Regions from separate parts of the Mus musculus genome. Here regions 1 and 3 are each linked to region 2. Evidence: chromatin loops called from intact Hi-C (ENCODE). Cell type or tissue: heart. All regions are shown on one strand. Each heading gives the region's core, and the rest is flanking DNA. Links, peaks and the distances in the headings are about the cores only.

The links. A loop is a pair of places that touch in the nucleus more often than their neighbours do. Peaks named below come from ENCODE experiments on the same cell type or tissue, not always from the same donor. Only the 100,000 strongest peaks of a DNase experiment are listed, where the experiment ranks them.
Region 1: it touches region 2 in a loop (9-fold over the local background); 40 of 42 quality-filtered maps call a loop at or near these places.
Region 3: it touches region 2 in a loop (4-fold over the local background); 5 of 42 quality-filtered maps call a loop at or near these places.

What each region holds. Positions count from the first base shown.
Region 1 is chr4:107,733,938-107,741,472 of GRCm38, forward strand. The region is part of intron 3 of 1700047F07Rik (a long non-coding RNA gene); the gene reads left to right. Among named protein-coding and RNA genes, the nearest start is that of Gm12907, 22 kb to the right of the region's middle. In heart, for the core only: a CTCF peak has its summit at 4,172 (motif pointing right); a DNase peak (open chromatin) is centred at 4,174; H3K27me3 peaks cover 3,263 bases.
Region 2 is chr4:107,840,957-107,848,491 of GRCm38, forward strand. It overlaps Lrp8 (low density lipoprotein receptor-related protein 8, apolipoprotein e receptor), which reads left to right. Exons shown (of 20, transcript NM_053073.3): 4 at 2,260-2,388; 5 at 5,283-5,663; 6 at 6,488-6,610; 7 at 7,325-7,447. Among named protein-coding and RNA genes, the nearest start is that of Lrp8os2, 22 kb to the left of the region's middle. In heart, for the core only: a CTCF peak has its summit at 4,215 (motif pointing left); no DNase peak of the experiment used is centred there; H3K4me3 peaks cover 905 bases; H3K27ac peaks cover 704 bases; H3K27me3 peaks cover 3,177 bases.
Region 3 is chr4:107,418,641-107,426,175 of GRCm38, forward strand. No RefSeq gene overlaps it. Among named protein-coding and RNA genes, the nearest start is that of Glis1, 12 kb to the right of the region's middle. In heart, for the core only: a CTCF peak has its summit at 3,720 (motif pointing right); no DNase peak of the experiment used is centred there; H3K4me3 peaks cover 924 bases; H3K27me3 peaks cover 577 bases.

The DNA of each region.
Region 1 (7,535 bases), core at 1,071-6,070, 110 kb before region 2:
GGCAGTGCAGGCATAACTTGGTAATGTGAGGTAGAAAGCTCCAATGTATTCTGTAGCCCACGGGGTCCGACACCATCGGCATCACCACCATCTCTATCCGCGTTGGTGTCCTCCCACGGCTGCCTTCGTCCTGTCTGGACAAGCAGGAGTTCCTGGTCCTCAAGCTCAGAGGACAGCTTGCTTTCCTGTCCCCTTGCCCACACACTGAGCAGGCCTAACTCAGGAACAGCTGCGGGGAGGGAAGCCTGTGAACTGGGTGGGCCTGGGAGTTTAGGTAAAGAGGTGAGAAGGGCTGGGATGCTGGTGTGGACTTTGAAATGCATAACAAGTAAGCGTGAAAAGGGACTGAAGGTGTCTGGAGGGCAGCATGGGCTTTGATATGTAACCAGGGAAGTGGCAGGCAGGTTCTTGGTGCTCTGTGTGAGCTTTGATCTCTCTGACAGCAGTCTCTCTATGCTGTCTAGCTTGAGCTCAGCCAAGACTGTCTTTTGAGTTCCCATTTGGACCTGACACCAACCTCCCTCTGGAAGGGGCTTCTGACACCCCCTTTTTCCCAGACCCACTTTATCCACATTGGGGTTTGGGGCTTGTTCTTTTGATTGGTTTTCGGTTTAATGTGGTTTTGAGACAGGATCTCACTGTGCATGCCAGGCTACTCTTGAGCCTGCTATGCATCCTAACCTGACGTTGAACTCCTGATCCTCCTGCCTCTGCCCCTTCAGTATTAGGATCACAGATTTCAGCCACCACACCTGATCCACACTGGCACTTTGGTTTTCTTCAGGAGGACACGCTGGCTGGCTCTCGTACCAGTGACCAGCGGATAGCTAACCTATGGCTGCTCTGTGACAGCAGCGGGCTACCCAAGAGTGAAAAGGAGATTACCTGCAGCAATAGCGCAGGAAACCTCACACTGTGTCCCGCTGTCCGTGCATCTGAAAGCCCTTATGCTACACTACAGAGGCCAAACCCAGAAGACTGTGTTTGTTTGCTGGTTGTTTTTGTTTCGAGATAGGGTTTCTTGTCGCCCAGCCTGACCTTGAATTTGCTATGTGGGTAAGGATAGCTTTGAACTTCCGATCCTCCTCATATGCAATGATGCTGGGTTTATGTGGTTCTGTGGAGCAGACTCAAGACCTTGTGCGTGCTGAACAAGCAACCGAACCAACTGTCTGTGTTACATCCCTAAGCCTGGGATAGTCTGCAAAGAGATAGTCTAGGGCAGAGAGACCAGTGCAGTCAAAGCCAAGGTGGGTAAGAGACTGAGTTATAGAGAGACCGAGGCATATTGAGGATAGTGAAAACACATTTGTGGTGTGGGGTGACCCTGTTGGGCTTCTCAAACAGCACTGAATAGATTAGTTTTCTTTCTTTCTTTTTTTTTTTTTAAAGATTTATCCATTTATTATATGTAAGTACACTGTAGCTGTCTTCAGACACACCAGAAGAGGGCGTCAGATCTTGTTACGGATGGTTGTGAGCCACCATGTGGTTGCTGGGACTTGAACACTGGACCTTTGGAAGAGCAGTCGGGTACTCTTACCCACTGAGCCATCTCACCAGCCCTAGATTAGTTTTCTTGTGTGTGTTATACCTCAGTGCAGCTGTTTAGAAATCACTGTAGGGAATGGCCCGATCTCAGTCCCTACCTTAGTGGTTATGCTGTTGGGGTCCCTGCACACCCTCCTGGCCCGTACCTGAGACATACTGCCTTCCTCTACCCCCACTGGAGGGGTTAGATGGAACTGTTGACTCCTGAGGTGTGGCTGACTCTGACAGAAGCTAGTGAGGATTCCTGCCAGACGTGACATTCCAGTTAACTTGGGACAGGGTGAGGCATCCGCTCGCCTGTGACAGGTCAGGGGAAGCTGGGAACCAGAGGCAGAAAGCAGCCTGGCTTTACTGAGGAATTTAAGGGGCAGGAAGGGAGGGGCATGTGGTTTGCTCCTCTTAGAGAAAAATATATGTGACAGCTGGTAAGTAGGGGTCCCCTTGGGTTTTGACAGCTCGTGAGACTTGGGCTTTGGACTCTCCTGGGGCAGTGAAGGTCCCTAAGAAGCAGGCTATTGGGTTTTCATTTTAGAGGCATCCTGACAGCAGACACTGGGGCCCTGGGGTTCATACGCCAGGTTGGTTTATATTTTTGTATCTCAAGTGCACAGGGCTGCCACCCTTTAATTTTGCCTTAAAAAGCAACCACTATTTTCTATTTTGACCATCAGGTCAAAGAGGTAGAAGGAGGATAGGGTGGTGATAGGTTTTACAGCCCAGCGTTGAGAGGGAAATAATCTTACAGTGTGGAGCATACCTTAAAATCAGATTCGTGTGCCCAGAACTCAGGGAAGCAGAGGCAGGTGCATCTCTGTGACTTCAAAGCCAGCCTGGCCTGGTCTACATGGTGAGTTCCAGGCCAGCCAGGGACACATTGTGAGAACCTGTCTCAATCAATCAATCAATCAATCAATCAATAAAATGCAGCTTTACAAAAACCTTACCAGTCACCTGCGGACTTTCCCAGTCTTGGCCCAGGTTCTCAGACTGGCAGGGGCTTGGACACAGTCTGAATCCCTCATGGACTCCTCAGAAATGCGTGCAGCAAGCAGCTCACACCCTGAGCTCTTAGAGGGAGGGAGGGAGGGAGGGAGGGAGGGAGGGAGGGAGGGAGGGAGGGAGGGAAGGAAGGAGGGGAGCTGCAGGTAGCTGAAGCAGCCAGAGAAGGTTCTAGCTCTCTGTTCCTTATAAGATGACCACTAACATCTGCTTCTGTTCACACAGAGTGTGGCCTATCTGAATGAGATGTGTGTATATGAATGAACGTGCTGTACACGCCGGGATCTTACAGCCTTGCTGTATACAAAGGACTTCAGGCTGTTAGGTTACCTTTAATCATTTTGGTCCCGCGTGCTTAAATGGTAACATTTTTAAAATGTTGTGCAAAATAAAAAATAATATTGAATTAATTTCACCGGACTCCTTTCACTATTTAAAAAAAAACTAAAGTTAGACACCATGACGTGTGCCTGTGGGCCCAGCTACTCAGATGGCTGAGCTGAGAGGATAATTTCAGACTAGGAGTTTGAGACTGTCTCAGAAAAATCAAATAAAAACTTGGCTGCTATTAATAGAACCATGAGGCACATACGTCGCCTCACATTTATGTCTCCTCAAGCTGGTGTGTGAGCAGAAGCAGAGTGGAGGAGCAGTCGGGGACACGGTACATACGTGTGTGGGGTGCTGGTCCTGACTCCGCTAATGACAAGCAAGGGCTGAAGGTTTTCACAGCTTCAAAGAGGGGTAAGAGTGGATGTCTCTGCAGCCTTCTGGAAAAGTAGAAGCTATGGGGCTGTGTTCATTGTGGGAGGGATGAAGCAGGGGAGTAAGGGTCAGAGAAGTAGCTGAGGAGTGCTACTGGCTTGCAGTGGTCCTCAGGATTTGGGGTTCAGAGAGCTGCTCCAGAAATCTACTTCAAAAGCCCAGCGTGTATCAGGGAGGAAAGTCTGAGACGCCCCAGGGATTGCTGGCACTGGGTCACACAGTTCCCAACTTTGAGTCCCTGACTCTCCTTAGCCAGGGCTCAGCTAGAAAGAGAGTGTCCCATAATGGCTGACGGTTCCCCTTCCTGCCCAGCGCCCCAGAATTCTTTCTATCTGAGCCACAAGACAGGGTGGCCACAGGAACCTGGGGCCTGGTGAATGGTAGGCATATTCTCTGTCACTGAGCCACACTCCCAGTCAGTCTGTGTTCGTAGCTGAGACAGCACACTTGTAGGCTCTGGAGGAACACACCAAAGTGTGCTGTATCCTACATCTGGCGGATCCCACTCAGTTGGTGCTGTGATCGGCAGGTCTCAGCCCCATCTTACAGGAGGGCAAACAAAACCCGGGAAGAGGACAAGGACATGTCCAAAGAGGCTCAGGCATTTCCCAGTGGGCAGACGCATTCTCTCTGCTGACAACAGAAAGAAAAACATCATTTTCAAATTTCTGTGAGCAGAGGCTTTTGGTCCTGGCCTCTCCTCTGAGCTGCACTACCCATGCCCAGGATGATAGCTCGCTCGGCAGGCCTGGAAGTCCTCAGACTTACAGAGCAGAGCAGGCCTGCAGCCAGCCAGCTCCTTGAGGCTCTGTCCACCCAACCCAGGCCTGCGCCCTGGAGGTGCCATTTGTCACTGTGGCCAGCAGGGGGCACTCCAGGACAGTCAACTTCTCAGGCCACGGCCACAGGCATCGCCCAGGAATTGTGTCCTCCATACAAACATTCAACCCAGGGTCCCCATTTTTCTTCTCTTCGTAAGGACTAGACAGCCAGATATCTTGAACACATCAGGTTTAGACAAGTGTTTACCCACCTGATGCCTTGAGCAGGCCTGATGCTTCAGAAGGAACTGTGAAAGTCCCTGACAGAAAAAAAAATTGCAAGATAACACTTAGCTAGGTAGGCAATCCACTTATCAAGGAGCGGGTCAGAGGCTCTTGGAGTTGCAATGAGGGAGGTGCTGATTCAAAGGGCTTCTCAGGGAACCCCTTTAATCATTCACCAGGATGGGGTCTGCATGGGAGAGAATTCGGAATGTCAGAGTCCTGCCCCCTCTCCTCCCCTTTAATATTCACAGGAAGAACTTGGCTCCCTAGACCCAGGAAAAGCCTGAATCCCAGGCCCAGTATGTGGGTTGGGTTCCATCCTAAAGTCAACTCTAAGGTGACTCAGAACTCTCCCACCCCCTGTGCACAGGGGAGAGTAAGGGGCCTGGGGTCCAGGGGCAGGTCTGATCTGGTTATTTCTGGCATTGAGCAGGAGAGCCCACTGTGCAGACACACAGGAGCCAAGTTCTGCACTGAGTAGATAGCGCACACAACACAGTGACTCCCACACCTGCTTAGGACTGGTACTAGTGATGACTGTGTGTGTTGTGTAAACTGTAATCCATGGTGCTCTCACTCGGCAGACCTTCGCAGCTTCCTGTTCACTGCTAGCTCGTTCCTGACTCAAGCAGGGTTGGCTGTTTCCTCTGGCATCCGTTTCTGGGACAGCTTGCCCACCTGAACAGAGGCATGGATGTCTTCCATCTCCTGCCTACCCAGGGCCTGTGGTCTAGGTGATGCCAAGCCACGGAGCTGAGCACATGCCCGGAGTAGACCCCCACACCTTGGGGAGGGGGGTGTCTTCAGAGGACGTCCAGGCCTGCCGAGCAACCTGGGTGACTAGGGGCAGTAGTGCAAGCCAGTCACAGTCCATGAAGCTGTTTGCATCTGTAGGGAAGGCTGCTCTCCCTGTTCTCCGTGATATGAGGAACTTAGAGCCCACTACTCTGACTGCCAACAAACAGCAAAGCACTGAGCCTGGGCTCCCTCAACATGGCTCCATCTCTGGATCCAGCCACAACAGAGGGGAGCCCTCAACCTTTAAGTCCTGTGAGCCAATATTCTCAGTCTTTTTCTTCAGCTTAAGAAGTAAGCTTGTCACGCACAGCTAAAAAGCTCTTGTCTCTTATGGAACCTTTCAGAAGGCCTGAGCTTGGGCAAGTATTAGGCAGATCTGAGAAGAATTTAGCATGTGTCCTCAGTGGGACCCCTGACTGACTGGATCTGGGGAGAGAGCGAGAGAAAGGAACACAGAGTGTGGTACGAAGCCACCAAGGTGTGGCATTCTCAGAGACAGAGAGCAAGGCGTGTGTGTGTGTGTGTGTGTGTGTGTGTGTGTAAGACACCAGTTTGTCTTTTACAAACGACAACTGGTACACTGCTGGGACATCAGGCCTGCTCCAGTGGGCTGCCGTGTAATTGGGGTTCAGAGAGCCCTTGGCCTGGGGTGGCAGGTGCTCAAGAGGAGTACCAAGCAATCTTAAAAAACAGAGACACAGTCCGGGAGAGGGGAGACACAGCCCGGGAGAGGGAGGAGGAGTCCAGAGTCCAGGCCCAGCTGTGTGGAGAGAGGGCGAAAGCCTGGGGTGAAGACAAAAGATTTGGATGGGTCCAGAGAATCCCAAAGGAGTCACTGTTAGTCACTTACTAGCCCAGCTGCCAGCAGCCTGTAATACTGGTAAAGGACTGTGGCTCTCTCAGTCCTAGGACACCCTCAGATGCCACCTGCTTGGGCTGGAAACGTGAGTGAAGGAGGCCTAGACAGGAGCTTGATCCAAATCTTAAAAACAAAGAAGCAAAAAAAAAAAAAAAAAAAAAAAAGCAAACCAGATTGGGCCATTAGGACACCAGCCTGGTGGGTTACCCAGAATGGGCTCCTTTGTCTGGCACCTCTGTGAGGCCTGTCTTCTCCAGTTTGGGGGCCAGCACCCTCCCCCACTCCTTTCTTTGCCTTATGCTGTCTCAAGTCACAGCCAGCAAGGCGCTGGCAGGGAAACAGGTGGCTCACTTTCATTCTCTTTTCTCAAGCCTTTTGCATAGGTGCCCCCTTGGCACCTGACCCCAGCCTGAGCCCGCTCTCTGTATCTCTTCAGCAGTGTCTCCATCCATGAGGCTTCCAGATACCCCCCCCCCCCGTTAACCTGCACACTGTTTGTCCCCTCTTGGATCTCTCTGACCTTCAGACACACAGCCATGGAGTGGCCCACTGGACAAGAGCCAGGATGCCAGGCACTAAAGCCCCCATTTGCAAAGTGGAAGCAGGTGTCTTCGCGTGTACCCTCTCTTTGTGTCCTCTGCCTCTGGATGGGTTGGGGGAGCACTGTGCTCTGGCTGGGTTGTGGGGAGGGGAGCACTGTGCTCTGGCTGGGTTGTGGGGGGGCACTGTGCTCTGGCTGGGTTGTGGGGGGCAGCAATGTGCTCTGGCTGGGTTGGGGGGGAGCAATGTGCCCTGGCTGGGTCGGGGGAGCACTGTGCTCTGACTGGGTGAGTGGGGGGAGCACTGTGCTCTGACTCCCCGTGGTTCTGCTGCTTTGTCTTCAAGCTCAGTGATCCCTTGAAGGCTCTGCGCTGCTTCATTTTAACTCTGCCATCGGCATGGTGTCTGCCATCCGGGCCTTCCACCGACTGCTTCCTGCTCACTCCTCACTGTCCTCCTTTGTCTCCCGCCCTGTCTGATACCGACATCTCCCTCAGTTATACCTCAGAACCAGTTCCCAGGGAGATAGCACGGAAGGGTACAGCCTTGGGGAAGCCGTGAAGACAGGAGAGCGCTGCCCCCTTGAACGGGGTAGCATCCCTCTAACAAAGGCTAAGGAAGCTCCTTCCGGGGGAGGACAGGACAAGAGCGTCCCTCCATGAGGCCTTCAAATTCTGCTGGTGTCTTGATCTTGGACTTGCTCGCGCTCAGAACTAGAGGCAATACATGTGTTTTGTTTCTAAATTACAGTCTCCAGTGTGTCTTTGTAGCCGCTTGAATAGATTCTGACAACCTATCAAGCTCTGCTGAGAACACTCCCCGGGTACAAGGGGAAAATATCTTCCTCCCAGACACTCCCCAAACAGACCTGTCCCTGACTGAATCAAAGAGCCTGTAGCTGCCCTTCCCCAGAGTGGCTTTAGCTACTCCCACCTTCCTCCCGAGCCCTGCCTGGCATCAGACACTGCCGTGTATGG
Region 2 (7,535 bases), core at 1,113-6,112:
GCTTCATGCTCTGAGGCATCAAGAAGTGCTCATGGCATTCCAACATTGATGACAGACGTGCCCTTCCCAAATGCCCACCCCACTTCATCACCCCACAAGACAACCAAAGCAGCTTTTTTTGTTTTGTTTTTGTTTTTTGTTTTTTGAGACAGGGTTTCTCTGTGTAGCCCTAGCTGTCCTGGAACTCACTTTGTAGATCAGGCTGGCCTTGAACTCAGAAATCCACCTACCTCTGCCTTCCAAGTGCTGGGATTAAAGGCGTGTGCCACCACTGCCCGGCCCAAAGCAGCTTGCTTTATTTATTTATTTGTTTGTTTGTTTGTCTATCTATCTATCTATCTATCTATCTATCTATCTATCTATCTATCTATCTATTGGTCAGGGTTTTTCTGTGTAGGCCCTGGCTGTCCTGGAACTCATTCTGTAGACCAGGTTGGCCTTGAACTCAGAGATTTGCCCATTTCCACCTCCTGAGTGCTGGAATTAAATGTATGTGCCACCATCTTCCAGCAAAAGTGGCCATTTTAAAAGCTCACTGAGTATTCGAGATCTACCTGACAGTTACCTCATGCAGAGTGAACTGTGAACTGCAGCTGACTCCATGACAGGTGTTCATGGGATAGCTTCAGGATCCACTCTCCTCACACTGAAGTAGTGTGTGATCACCTGGGGACCTTGATTTAGACACCCGCCCCTCCCCCTGCCCACTGCCCCTAACCCTGTCTACTCCTCCTACCCCTGCCCACTCCCCCTGCCCACTTCCCCTCCCCGCCCCTGCCCACTCCCCCTGCCCACTCACCTCCCCCTGCCCACTTCCCCTCCTCCTCCCCACTGCCCCTCATCCTACCCACTGCCCCTCACCCTGCTCACTGCCCACTTTTCTGTGCCTTTTCTTGCATCGGCCCGCTTTTGTTCTCTTGTGGCCTTTCATTCCAGCCATGAAATCAAATGAGAGGAAACAGATCATAGATCAGAGCGAGACAGGAATCACCCTTCTTCTGGGGGTATAAAACTGTGTATCAGACAAATGTGCCAAACCCTCATGTCATTCTTGTGTGCGTGTGCATGTGTGTATGCGTGTGTGTGTGTGTGTGTGTGTGCATGTGTGTGGCATGTGTGTGTGTGTGTCTGGAACTCAAGACTTAGCATCATGTCTGGTATCCAGCAGTGCTCAATGTTATTCATTGAATGGATTTACAAGACTCGGAGTCTCATTGATTATGTGTGGATAATAGTAACACGTAGCAAGCGTAGGCTGAGTGTTCTTCTAAGCATTTTACAGATATTAATCTGGTCACTAAAACGATCCTATACAGCAGGTCATTGTGTCACCTACACTTTATTGAGACAAAGAGAAGTGGTTAGGCTAAGGTCACGTGGCCAGCGAGTGACTGAGCTCCGATTCCAGCCCAGGCAGCGGCTTCCAGAGCCCACACCCTACTTCCCACGCTGGAGGCCGAGACATAATCCTCACCCTGCAGGGTTATTATAAAGATCAAATGGAAGCGCCTAGCACTGTGCCTGGCACAATCTAACTGAGGCCGGGACTCCTGCACACTGTGGAAGGCATCAGGGAGCCAACCAGAGGTCGTAAATGCATCTGCCTCGCCTGTCATGTGGAGGAAGGGAAGCTCAGAGGAAGAGCTTCCCCAAGTCCTGAAAGGGTTCTCATTCTTTCAGATTGAGAATCAACCCAGGGGCTCTAGGCCCCTGCTTGAGTCAGCCTCTGATTGCAGCTGCAGTAATTATAGCTGCGTACTCCCGCTGGGTCCTGCACGTGGAGGCTGCTCTCTGTGGTGGGCTCAACACCATCTTTGCAGAGACTTAGATTGTTGCTGGTAAGGTTTTGGTGAGCCCTCCAAACCCACAGGTTCAGATGACAGTTGCTGATCTGGAAGGTAAACTGAGGTCCAGTTAGCCATATCTTACTTACCCAGAGGCGCACAGCTGGAACATATCAAGGGTGTGGCGACTCCACAGTGCTGGATCTTAAAGGGAAGACATGTAGGAGCCCTTGGGTCAAGAAAGACTTGTGAGCTTTAGACTAGGAGACTCTGAGAGAGTGTTAGATCCGGTCGGTGTGGGGTGAGGTCGGATTTAGGACACAGCAAGCCTTTAGAAGAGGTTGGCTTCCGATGAAGACATGGAGCAGGAGGGCCCCAGTGGACTGCCAGGGACTTAAGCCCAGTAGCAGGACTGGTTGGTGCTATGACCTGTGTCACCCTTAGCTAAGCCGTGCACGGATGTCTGTCTTTACAGCCAGTGAAGAGTGTCCTGCCGAGAAGTTAAGCTGCGGACCCACCAGCCACAAGTGTGTGCCTGCCTCATGGCGCTGCGACGGAGAGAAGGACTGTGAGGGTGGTGCTGACGAGGCCGGCTGTCCCACCTGTGAGTCCAGGGCCAGTGGTCAGGCAGCCTCGGAGTGATGACCTCTTCTTGGGAGGGTCGGCGGGAAGGGAAGAATAATGCTACCATTAGAAACAAACGGCTGGGCACGTAGGAGACATTCTCTTCTCTCACCCTCATGACCACCTCATGAATAGCCATTACCATCCCCATTTAATGGATGAGGAAACTGAGGCTCAGACAAGGGAGGAAACATGCCCAAGGCTGAGGGGGTGGAACTGAGATTCAAATTCAGGTCTACACACAGCTTTCTACCATGTCTGACATCTGCTCATCCATTCTACAATTCTACCGTTTCCACTGATCTCCGAACAAGAACAGGGGGACCAAAAACTGGGCTGTACGAAATGTGGTGTCTCGTGCCAGCACACTAGCAGCACTGGGGATAGGGCATGTGCGGACAGACTCTCAGGGTGTGAAGGACAACTGTTTCTGAGATCTCAGACTGGGGCGCATGTCGCATGCAGAGAAGCAGCCTCAGCAGGGACAGATGGAAGTGGCCATTGGGACGGTTCCACATGGCTGAACTTCAAACGCAGGATTATCTCCTTCTCAGAGAGCAGTCCAGCAAGGTTTGGGCTGGGGGTCTGGGGAGGACCATGGGGAGGACCATGCATGGCCTGATTCAGTTTACTTCTCTGGTACCCACAGTGTGCCAGGTCTGGAGTAAGGTTCTGAAAGGGACAAGACGGTGATCCCACATAGTCTTCCCCTGGGGACCACAGACTGACAGGCTGTGCTACTAGCCTGGGCTGAGATATATGTGGTCATTCCGGAGGAGGCGTGCCAGGCACTTGCCCACCACTGCCTCTCCAGGCATCTGCCCACTCCCCGCTCTCTCCCTAGCCACCTCTCCTGTTCCAGGAGCCAGGCCATCTCCTCTTAAGGCTTCTGAGATTCCAAGTGTGGAGAGTTGATGGGTCTGAAGCAGGAAGTGTGTGGATGGGGGTGAGGGTCCTGGCTAGAATCTACACTTTAAAACTTCAGCTGTGGAGAGATGGCTCAGTAGTTAAGAGCACCGACTGCTCTTCCAAGGGTCGTGAGTTCAAATCCCAGCAACCACATGATGGCTCACAACCATCCAATAATGAGAGACAGCTATAGTGTACTTTACATATAGTAAATACATGTTTAAAAAAAAAAAGAAAAAAAAAACTTCAGCTGTGATAGTTCTATGAGAACTCATCCACCCATGACAGTCCCCACCCCCCCAAAACAGGCCCAACCTTATAGTCACATGATCCTTCCATTATAAAGCTAGCAGCCACCATTGCAGGCGAGTAGGGAATTTGGGGACAGGGACATTTCCTGTTAATTAAAGAAACCAAAGCTGAGAGGCCCTATTGGGCTCGCTGTGGCCTGGGCAGGGAAGGAAACTGTCCTTCTCTGGCTCTCTGAGAGTTCTCCAGTTCTGATTGTAGATGCAGGGAGTGGGGCCCTGGCCTTGGTGGTGAGATCTGCCAGTCGCTTCAGAACCTCACTGGGAGTCCATTGTTATGAAACACTTCCTATCAGGACTCTCAGAAGGTGGAATCTTCTCTCCCTGGGCTTGTATGAACTGTCTAGACAGGCAGGCGGGTGTCAGCAGCAGCATCTTGGGGGTGCTTTCCCCTCTGGTGCCACCACATCCCAAAAGCCCAAGACAGGGAAAATGCAGCCGTCAGGGGCTTGGTAGAGCTGTCAGAAGAACATGACACGATCTGCTGACACTGTAACACCGAAGACATCACTTTATTTTATGTTCAGTAACAGTGAAAATTGACATCTTGTCGCCAGAAAATAGAAAGGTGGGTTCCGGGCGCCCCCGTGTGGAGAGTTGCGGAGCTGCTACTGCTGTGTAGTTGGCGATTAATAGCCACAGCATCCCTGACCTCCTTGAGCCCTCCCACGGGAGTTCTAAAGAGGGGGAGGAGGCAACACCCCAAACCAACCAAACAAAAAACAAGAAAGCTGAGAGAATGGGTCAGAGTAGACAGAAATGCTCTGGAACCCAAGTTCTGGTTCTCTTGTCACGTGTGACCCTGAGCAAGGTGCTCCCCTCTGAGCCTCAGGCTTCCTGTCTTTAAACTAGCAGGGGGGCTGGCTGGTCGCTAAGGCCTTTGCTGTAGACTTTGCACTAGCCTATCAGAGAGGAAGCCCAGGCTGCAGACAGGGCCAGGACCTGTTCTTTACTTCGTCCACACCCTGCAAGGGGCCTCCGTGCCCACCCGGTACCCAGACATGTGGGTGATGTGGGTGGATGTGAGAGGCACACAGGAGGCAGACTGGGCCAGAGGGAGATTTTCTAAACTGAAGCATGCGATGGATGGAGGTGGAGTTTGAGCCCATGCAGTGGAAACGTTCTGATGTAGAACTAGGAGCAATGGTAGGCTGCAGTGGGTTCCCAGAAGATGAAGCAACTTGAACAAAACCCTGGAGTGGAACTATGTGGTCATAGCCGGGGTATGTGCAGGAGTGAGGTGTGGGGACCAGGGTAGTAGATGCCAGGCTGGAGAATTAAATAGTCTTTGCAAGTGATATACACAACCATGCCACAAACGGACAAACTCCTGCCTTGTCATCTGGTGTCAGTCATGTTACAGATGATTTCCTATCCTTCAAGACAATAGGGCTCTGCAACCTTAGAGCCCCTCTCTGCCCCACCATGTTTGCCAGCTGCAGGGCAGAATATCTGTGTACTTGGTGAAGCCCAGAGACTCAGAAAGGGCAAATGTGGTCGGTCCAAGTTCAGCTCCCCTTTCAAGTCTCCAGCAGGACCTATTCCAGCCTGTAGGTGAGGTGAGAGTCAGAATTCCCTGTACCCCTGTAGCAGAAACAGCGGGCTGGGTCACAAGGGATGGGATCTGGCCGGCCGACCGGCTCTCTGTCCTGCGCAGTGTGCGCCCCGCACGAGTTCCAGTGCAGCAACCGCTCCTGCCTGGCCTCTGTGTTCGTGTGCGATGGTGACGATGACTGCGGCGACGGCAGCGACGAGCGTGGCTGCTCGGACCCGGCCTGCCCGCCCCGCGAGTTCCGCTGTGGAGGAGGCGGCACCTGCATCCCTGAGCGCTGGGTCTGCGACCGCCAGTTCGACTGCGAGGACCGCTCGGATGAGGCGGCCGAGCTCTGCGGGCGAGCGGGCCAGGGGACCACGGCCACGCCAGCAGCCTGCGCCCCGACCGCCCAGTTCACCTGCCGCAGCGGCGAGTGCATACACCTGGGCTGGCGCTGCGACGGCGACCGCGACTGCAAGGACAAGTCTGACGAGGCCGACTGCTGTAAGCCCCCTCCGTGTCACCCAGTCCCACCCAGAGCCTGCCGATATGACCCTCCTACTGGGAGTACAAACCCTGCTTTAACAGAGACTTTACACTGGGAGAATGAAGTGACTTGCAGGAGGTCACATGGCTGCTAAGGCTTGGAGCTCAGGTCTGACCCCAGAAGCCAGGCTTCTTCACTGGTGCCTTTGTCTCTGCTGTGTGGCCATTCCATCACACCCGTTGCTGCTCTTTACTGTTTCAAGGAGTCTGGCACTGGTCCCCATCCCCCACCCCACCCCCACCTCTGTCATACTGACGTAGGAGTGCCTTCCATACCGACCCTGTTAGAGTCTGCTGACTGTTCCAGCTCTGTTGGGTCCCTTCCAGGACTTTGGCTCTCTCTTCTAGGCACAACTCACACTGTGCCTTCTTCATCTGTGCGTTTCCCATCTCTCTGCACCTGAGCTTCTGAAATAGGCTCTTAGTCTCCGGGCTCCCCACCAACACCCAGCACAGTCCCGGGTTCAGGACAGGTTGACTGAGTGGACCACATCACTAAGTCATGAGCACCAGGGCTCAGTGGAAAAAGCTCGTGTCTGTGCTGAGGTGGTGGACAGGGAAACAGGAAACTGGAGTGCTGTGTGACCTTTGGCAAGGCCTTCCCCCTCTCTGAGCTTCAGTCTCCCCCATGTGTACACAGATGTTTTGGGTAGGTGTCCTTTGAGGTCTCCTAAGCTCAGTCACTGGTTCATTCTTTCCAGGGGCGGAAGGGACATGAGGTGGTGGGGAAAGCTGTTCTGGCCCTGCGTGGGTCCTGACCGCCTCTTGCCCTGTCTCAGCAGCACCAGGACCCTGCCGCGAGAATGAGTTCCAGTGTGGGGATGGGACTTGCGTTCTTGCCATCAAACGGTGCAACCAGGAGCGGGACTGCCCGGACGGGAGTGACGAAGCGGGCTGCCTTCAGGGTGCGTGAGGTCTCTGAGAGGAAAGGCCCGTGACCCTCCCAGGCTCAGAGAGAACAGAGCTGGGGGGGCTCCTCCCTCTAACTCTGAGATGATCCCTTCCACATCCCTTGCCCGTTATCCTTGGAATTCCTTCCCATGAGGATCTGGGGTCCAAGAACTGGACTTTTGGTTAAGGACTTTGTAAAGGCTGAAGAGGACTAAGGGGGTAAGATGGGCACTGCAGGGGATCTAGCCTTCCGCTGTCTGTCCACACCCGAGCTTCCTTGTGGCCTTCCTTACTAGTTCCTAGACAGGGCAGACTGAAGCCCTCTCCCAACCCCCTAGAGAGTCCCTCTCAATCTCAGGTGGCTTTGTTGGTCACTACCTGCCCTGCAGGGATAGAAACCCTACTCGCTCATCATCTGGGAGAGTTCATTTCAGAGTGGGCAATGAGGAGTGAACCATATCCCAGGCTCATGGAGCAAACATTCCCCCTTGGGACTCCCAGGACCCTAAGTGCCCCCAGGACAGACAAAGACTCTTGTGTGGATATATGAGGATCTGTCCTGTGAGAGAGAAGACTGTGGTTCCATTGTCTGTCCTGTGGTCCCCTAAGAGACCTGTTGGGTTTTGAACTCTGTGCGTTTTCTGTGGGCCTTGATTGGCCCTGCCCAGCCTTGTGCTTCCCACCCCCCGTCTCACAGGCACTGTCCACTCTCTTGTCTGGCCCGACAGAGTCAACTTGTGAGGGTCCCCGCAGATTTCAGTGTAAGAGTGGCGAGTGCGTGGACGGCGGGAAAGTGTGTGATGATCAGAGGGACTGCCGGGACTGGTCGGATGAGCCTCAGAAAGTGTGTGGTATGCTACCTGTCTACGCCTAACAGCTGAACTAATGCTCTCACCATGCTCCCTCCTGGCATCCAGGCTGGAGGCCCTCTTACCCTCT
Region 3 (7,535 bases), core at 1,071-6,070, 420 kb before region 2:
ACTGAGCTGCATCTCCAGGACCCATACTCAGCATTTATCTTCAAGCATGGTGGTGTAAACACATTCCATACAAAACCAGAAGTTCTTACGTGAACTCACCTAGGAGGTAGCTTCCCCGCGCCCACACCTACCCCTCAGCCCCTGGAAAATGGGAAGATGGTGAAGGAAGCAGGAAAAGCTGAGGGAAGCTAAGCATGAGCGTTGACTTGAACACAGCATCTCCGCAGGCTTTGAGTATGTAGAGAAGTGGCCTGTACATACAAAGGTAAGTCAGCATTCCGGAGTGAAAATGCTCTCAGGGCTTCCTGCTGTCTGTAAGATAAGAGTCCTGCTGTGTAAGTCGGCTCTTCTCAAGCTCCTAAGTGCCTTGGACCTCAGCCTTTGCCACCGTGTCCAGTGTGGTAGGCTTTGATATATTACAAGATGTGCACTGTAATTTAAGGATAATCACTAAAAGAATATAAATGAGAAAGAATGAAATTAAAAGATCATAAAGCAACCATAATGCTTTTAGTCCCAGCACTCAGGGGACAGAGACAAGTGGGTCTCAGAGTTCAAGGCTAATCTGGTCTACAGAGTGAGTGCCAGGACAGTTGGGCTACACAGAGAAACCCTGACTCAAAAAGCAACAACAAAAACAAAAAGCAAAAACCAGAATTAAACAGTTTAAAATTCGGTTTGCTGTTAGCAAGACACCTGTAAAAAGTACGGGGCTAGATATGCTGGAGATAAAAGGCCAGGAAAAGATAGAAATGCCCCTTTATATATCCAAGTGTCATTAAATAATAATAATACACCTGGTAACAGCCCCAAAATACAAAAAATATTAGCAAAGATGAGTCAGCCTTGAGAGCCACAGTTTATCTCATTGGCTCAAGGGAAGATGGGTGTTCAGCACTGGCCTTAGGGATATGCAGCTTGGAACTGTGTGAGATACTTTACAGACCTACCCGAAAACGGCTGACCCATGCAGAAATTAAAACTCATAAAGTTGGAAGGAATGAAAAAATGAGATCTGACACTGAACAGGGCTTTTCAGTTCCATCAACTAGCACTTGCCCAAGAATATAAAGGGCTTTCCTCTCCAAAAGCCGTCTCCACAAGATGCTTGCAACAGAACTTCCCCAATACGCTCAAATGCGGGGTTTGAGTATGTAGCCCTGGCTGGCCTCAACTTGGTCAAGAAGACTAACCTTAGCTGGCAGTCATGGTCTTGCTTCTGGTCATGTGTGTCCTTCCTTCCTTCTCTCCCTTCCTTCCTTCCTTCCTTCCTTCCTTCCTTCCTTCCTTCCTTCCTTCCTTCCTTCCTTCCTTCTCTCCCTCCCTCCCTCCCTCCCTCCCTCCCTCCCTCCCTCCCTTCCCTCCCTCCCTTCCTTCCTTCCTTCTCTCCCTTCCTTCCTTCCTTCTCTCCCTTCCTTCCCTCCCTCCCTTCCTTCCTCCCTCCCTCCTTTCCTCCCCCTCTCCCTCTTTTTTTTTCTTTGTTGTTTCTCTGTGTAGCCCTGGCTGTTCTGGAACTTTGTAGACCAGGTTGACATCAAACTCAGATCCACCTGCCTCTGCATCCCAAGGGCTGGGATTACCAGCCACCATAAGGTGGTAAGCCACCATAAGATTAAGGTGGGTGCCACCATAGCCCAACCCTTATTTCTTGGAAACACCATTTCCCTTTTTAGTTGAGGCTAGCTTAGAAAGTGCCACCCTGGGGTTATAGGTGTGCCACACTGTGTCAACTAATCTTGCAGTGCCAATAGTCCTCCAAAGAGCAAGCTGCGTGACTGTGAAGGAAGGAAGCATTGAGACAAGGAAACACAAGCCATGCCTCTGTACACAGTTTCAAGAGAAGGTGACAGTTCATGGTCACAGAAGTCGGGATGGCGACAGGGGAGAGGCTGTGTGCTGACTTGGAAAGGAATGAGGCGACTTCTGAGCTTCTGGAATGTGTTGATTTGAATCATGTGAGTGAGTCGAGTATGTAAGGTTTCTATACTTTGATGTACATAGTGCCTCAAGGCGGGAAAATACGTGGAGTCTAACAAAATTACAAGGAAAAAGGTAATTAGAATAAGACACAATATCTTCCAGTTCTAGACAGGACTAGACTTTAGAAGTCAACATTTAGAATGTTTGCGTGGTGCAATTGGGAGAGGACCTGCTGTCCACACAAGGAGCGCCTGGAGAAGAATAGCCATTGGCATTCGTGTAGAATGTTCATACTGCTTCTAAAGCAAGTCTCAAGCAGTTTCTAAGGATCAAAATAACTTAAAAGTATGTCTCACCTGGTATGGTAAGCCTTTAACCCCAACACTCAGGAGGCAGAGGCAGACACATCTCTGAGTTCGAGGCTAACTTGGTCTACAGAGTGAGTTCTAGGACAGCCAGGGCTACACAGAGAAACCCTGTCTCAATAAATAAACAAACAAATTGAAGTATCTCCGTAAGGCAATCAAGGTAGATCCAAATGATAAGAGTTTTCCTTGTTTTGAAATTAGGAAAGATACTTTTAAATCACCCACAGCCCAAGAGGAAAATAATGGTAGATGTTAGAAAACTCCTTTTCAGTGAGTGATTATGTTGAAACATGCGAGATTTCTCTAAATGCATATATTAGAAAAGAAAGGCTTGACATGAATGGGTTATGTATGACTTCAAACACCTAGAGTAACCGTGCTCGCTGCAGCCTACCTCTGCAGTGCCGGAGCCACGGTCATCATGGGGCTTCTCTTCCGGTCTGTGAGTTCCTTGGGTTCAGGGACCGTGGCTAATTCATATCCCCAGTGCCTTTTTTACATGGTTGCTCCTTAATCAGACTTAAACTCGGCACTGTTAGGGATGTCGCTGACCCAAGGACTCAGACTCCGTGTTTCTGAACGTGAACACTTGGTGATAAGGAATCGAGTGAAGCTCATTGGGGCAAGGGGCACGGTCCGTTTTCCTGTTTGCTTAGGAGAAGGCAGAAGGTTGATTATGATAGGAAATTTCCATTTTAACACGGCCAGAAATTAACTAAAAAACAAACAAGCAAACAAAAGTATTAATACAGTGGATACCAAAAAGCACACTGTCCTGTGACGCAAGTTTACAGCTCCTGTTTGACCCCACACCTTAGGAGATGCGCGTGTGCTTTATATGTAAACATCTCAGCCAACGGACTCTGCCTGAAGAAAGGGGTCCCGACAGCTTCCTAGCGGGGTTTCTGGGCCCTGTGTTAAGGGGGTTGCGAGGCAGCGGCCTTTGTAGTGAGCTGTTCACTCCCGCTGAGTCAGACGCGCTCCCTGGGCTCTTCCTTCCTTGGGTAACGTTCCTAATGATGCATTCTGACGTTTTTTCACCGCTTTCTCCACATTTGTCACCACTTCTGCGCTTGGATCTTCATGCTGGAAAATCTGAGGCTTACATGGAAGATTGATTTTTAATGCCCCTTGTGTTGTTGTTTTTCTGCTATAACATTTGCATGCAATTATGGTATTTTAAAAATAGGAGACCATGGAGTTTGCAGGGGAAAAAAAAAAAGACCCTTCTGGGTGGATGAGCCAATGGGAAGGCTGGCCTTTAATTTTGTTAACATCGCAATTACATCGTGGTAACCCTTGTGAAGATTTCTGTCCCTTGTAATGCAACACCTGGTGTTTGTTCCAGCGACAAGGACTAGATCTTGGTAGACTCACCCCTTGCTCAATCTTGGGAAGAGGTGCTTGGGAAACTTGTTTCCACTGGCCAGCAGAGGTCACTATTTCAGAGTGGTCCGAGGGACAGTTTTCCATAGTCCACATGCCTCTTTTGTTTGCAAGAGTGAACTTTTTAAAAAAAATTCATTCTTTTTTTTTCTCCCTGATTCCCAAGTACTTTACAAAGTGAGTTATTCATAAACATTGTGTTGAAACGTAGAGCTGGCTTGAGAAGCCCTCTCTAGGCCACCGCTTACACAGTGAGAATAGTGACCACTTACTAAGCACCTACTACTGCCCGGCAGGCCTGTGCTCTGCCGGCTGCACGCACAGCTTTATGTATGCAGCCTGTCTGCCTTTCAGGCTTCTTGGGCCACTTTGGGCAAGCCGGTGGGGAGAAGTGAAATGATCTATGGTGTGGATCCATATACAGGGAGATCTGTGCTCAAAACTAAGTGCTTAACCATTATGGAATTATTTTTACCAAAGGAATATTTCAGTGGCTTCAAACAACAACCACACAGCTTGTATAAAGTATGTATATTCTTTTTTCACTTTAGAAACATTTATTTTTACCTATGGGCGTGTGTGTGCTTTTGGAAGGTAGAAGAGGGCATCATATCCCCTGGAGCTGGAGTTAAAAGCATTTGTGAATTGTCTGTTGTGAGAGCTGGGAATTGAAGTCAGTCAGGTTCACTGGAAGAGCAGTAAGTGCTTTTAAGCCCATCGCTTAAAAATCAAAATCAAAAACAAAAGCGCCTGGTGGTTAAAGGACCGTGTGCATGCTAGGTAAGCACTCTGTCACTGACTACGCCGCAGCCCTAGGTCTTACTTCTTATTTACTTTATTGTGCGTGTGTATGGGGGTATTTGTGTGGAGGCTAGAGGACAGCGGTGGCTGTCATCCTCGGGAACACGGTCCACTTCCTTTGTGATAGGGTTTCTCTTTGGCCTGGAGCTTACCAGTTATGCTGAGCTGGGTGAGTTGATGGCTACATAGCATTTTTATATGGATTTTGGGACTGGAACTCAGGTCCTCATGCTTGTAACACAAACACTTCACCAAAGAAGACATTCCTCCAGTTCACTTCTAATTGTCAGACGGAGTCTCATTAAAGTGCTGAGGCTGGCCTTGAATTGGCTCTGTAATTCAGGCTAGCCTTGAACTTGAATTTTTCTTGTCTCAGCCTGCACCACCGGGCCTGGTGTCTATGTGTCTGGTGTGTGTATAGTGTGTGGGTATATGTGTATGTGTGGTGCGTATGATGTGTATGTGGTGTGTGTGTATGCTTTGTGTATGTGTGTTATGTGTGCATGGTGTTTATAGTGTATATGTGTTTATATGTATGGTACATATGTGTGTGTGTATAGTGTGTGGGTGTATGTGTATGTGTAGTGTATATGATGTGTGTATGGTATGTGTATGTATGTGTGGTATGCATGGTGTGTGTGTGTGTGAGTGTGTGTGTGTGTGAGTGTGCAGGCCCGTGCATGTGAACAGGCGGAGGTCAGCAGACATGGTTCAGGGGTCATTCTCCTTGCACCATGATTTCCGGGGATTGAGCTAAGGTAGTCAAGCCTATGTGGCAAGTGCTTTTCTGAGCAGAGCCATTTTCTAGGCTTCTCTGGCCTGAGAAGTGTGCATTCTTGAAGCAAAACCATAGAAGTAGCTTGACTTTGTATTTTCTTTTCAGGATTTTAAGGATTATTTACTCAAGCTTCCTACTCAAAAAGAAATTATTTGTTGATGAAATGGAAAGACCAGTTTGCCCTAGTAGGCTTTATATGTTCATGTTGTAAAGTTAATAAGTGGATGTTCCTTGAAGCTAGAGAGACCTATGAGGACAGCTAGGTCACCATTGGGTAGCAAGTGGGCAGCTTGACCCTTTTCCTGGAAAAAAGTATTGTGTTTTGGTAGCTGCTAAAATAGTGCTTTGGATTTCAGACTCTCCCATATTGGCCTGGCACACTGCTGGTCATTAGTCTTCAGATCTTTTTGTGTTTTGTGTTGCTGTTAGCCATCAAAGTTATTCTTACAATATAAAATTATATTGTCTTAGTTTTTATTCCTCTGGTTTTTAAGAAAAGATCTTAGTCTGTAGCCCAGGCTGCCCCTGAACTTGCTGACGATCCTCCTGGCTCAGCCTCTGATGTTTCAGTTCTCAGGGAGAGAAATAGCAGATTTGGTCTCTTCTGGGGACCATTGACAAGAATTGCTAGTGGAATGGTTAATGGATGCAGGTGTGAAGGAGATGCAATTGTTAGTATTGACTCTAAGGATTTGTCCAGCTTGGCTGGTTGAAGGAACAGGTTTGTAGGGAGCAGGGTAGGGGGCTAAGTAGTTAGTCATCTTTGGTTGCATATTCCTGAAGCAACAGCAACAACAAAATGGTGGTGTCTAAGGAGCAGAAATCGCATGTTTCTTTCATTAAAAAAAAAATCGGGCTAGGCTATTGGTACTGTTATGGGATTCCCTGAGCTGTCCAGGATTCAGGCTCCTTCTAGGCAAGGAGGAGAGAGATGGAAGGATTAGTCTCCTTTCCTAAGCAGGCCTGAAAATACATATGCTTACACTCTTGTCTCATTGGCCATAGTGGAGTCACATGGCCATATTTGATGACAAGAGTCTGGGAAATGTCTTTTAGAGGTTGTATGCCATCCCTTAATATAGTTGTGTTTTATTACTTGAGAAGACGGAAGAACGAACAAGGTGGGCATCAGCTCTTCTTAGAATTCAGAAGTGAGTTCCTGTCTCATCTCTAGCACCGGCTAGCTTCGTGACCTTGAGCTGAGGTTCCCACTCCACTAAACCTCCATTTCCACAGCAAAATCAAGGAATTGGCATGAACAGCTCGGAAGATCACTTTTAACTGTAACATTATGAATAAGTCCTTGGGCTTTGTGTACAGAGGGCAGATACAGAGTTTAATAAAAGAGATAAGTGTTGGAGAGAAAGGTTTTGCAAGAAGATGTCTATCAAGCCATTGTGATGGCCTGTACCTGTAGTCCCAGTTATGGGGAGGCTATGACAGAAAGATCACTTGAACTCATGAGTTTGAAGCCACTCTGGGCAACATAGCAAGGACCTATGGGGGAGAAGAGTGGGGAGAAAGAAAAAGGTTTTTCTTTTTTTTTGAGACAGGGTTTCTCTGTGTAGCCCTGGCTGTCCTGGAACTCACTCAGTAGACCAGGCTGGCCTTGAACTCAGAAATCTGCCTGCCTCTGCCTCCCAAGTGCTGGGATTAAAGGCATGTGTCACCACAACCCAACAAAAAAAAAGTTTTTTTTCAAATGCTTTAAAGCTGGTTTTGTAATAGATTTTGTAATTTTGTAGTCAGACTTACTGTTGAATAGGGTTTCGTTCTTGTTTTGAGAATGCTTTGTGCGTGCAGAGAGGACTAAGATGTGCCTGAGAAAAGTGCATAGGCACGGCAGTGCTGTGCGCCCTACGGAGAGTAGATGCTCATTGAGTAACTAAGAAGAAAACTGAGCGGGCGTGACTCATCTGGTCTGCTCGCTCATAGAGGCCTGGGCGCAGCCTCAGTGACCTACTTTTTGACCTCATGAACCAGTTTGCTGTGTAGCTGCCATGTTACAGCAGTCTTGCCTCCCGGGGTGGTTTGGTTTAGTATCAGTAACACAGCGAAGGCGCACACAGGTTTGTAACATGACAGGAAGCAAGTATTCTTAGATGGCAGATGAGGATAGAGTCCCAGAAAGGAGTAAGGGCAGAGGTTGTGTGTGCTTGGCTTGGGGCAGGGATGGGAAAGCAGGGTGCATTGGGAAGTGGCCTTTAGGAGTCTTAGGGGTGGGGCAGCCAGTGGAAGTCATTCTAGGCCTGAGGATTTGAAGAGCCTGTTTCAGCGGGAGA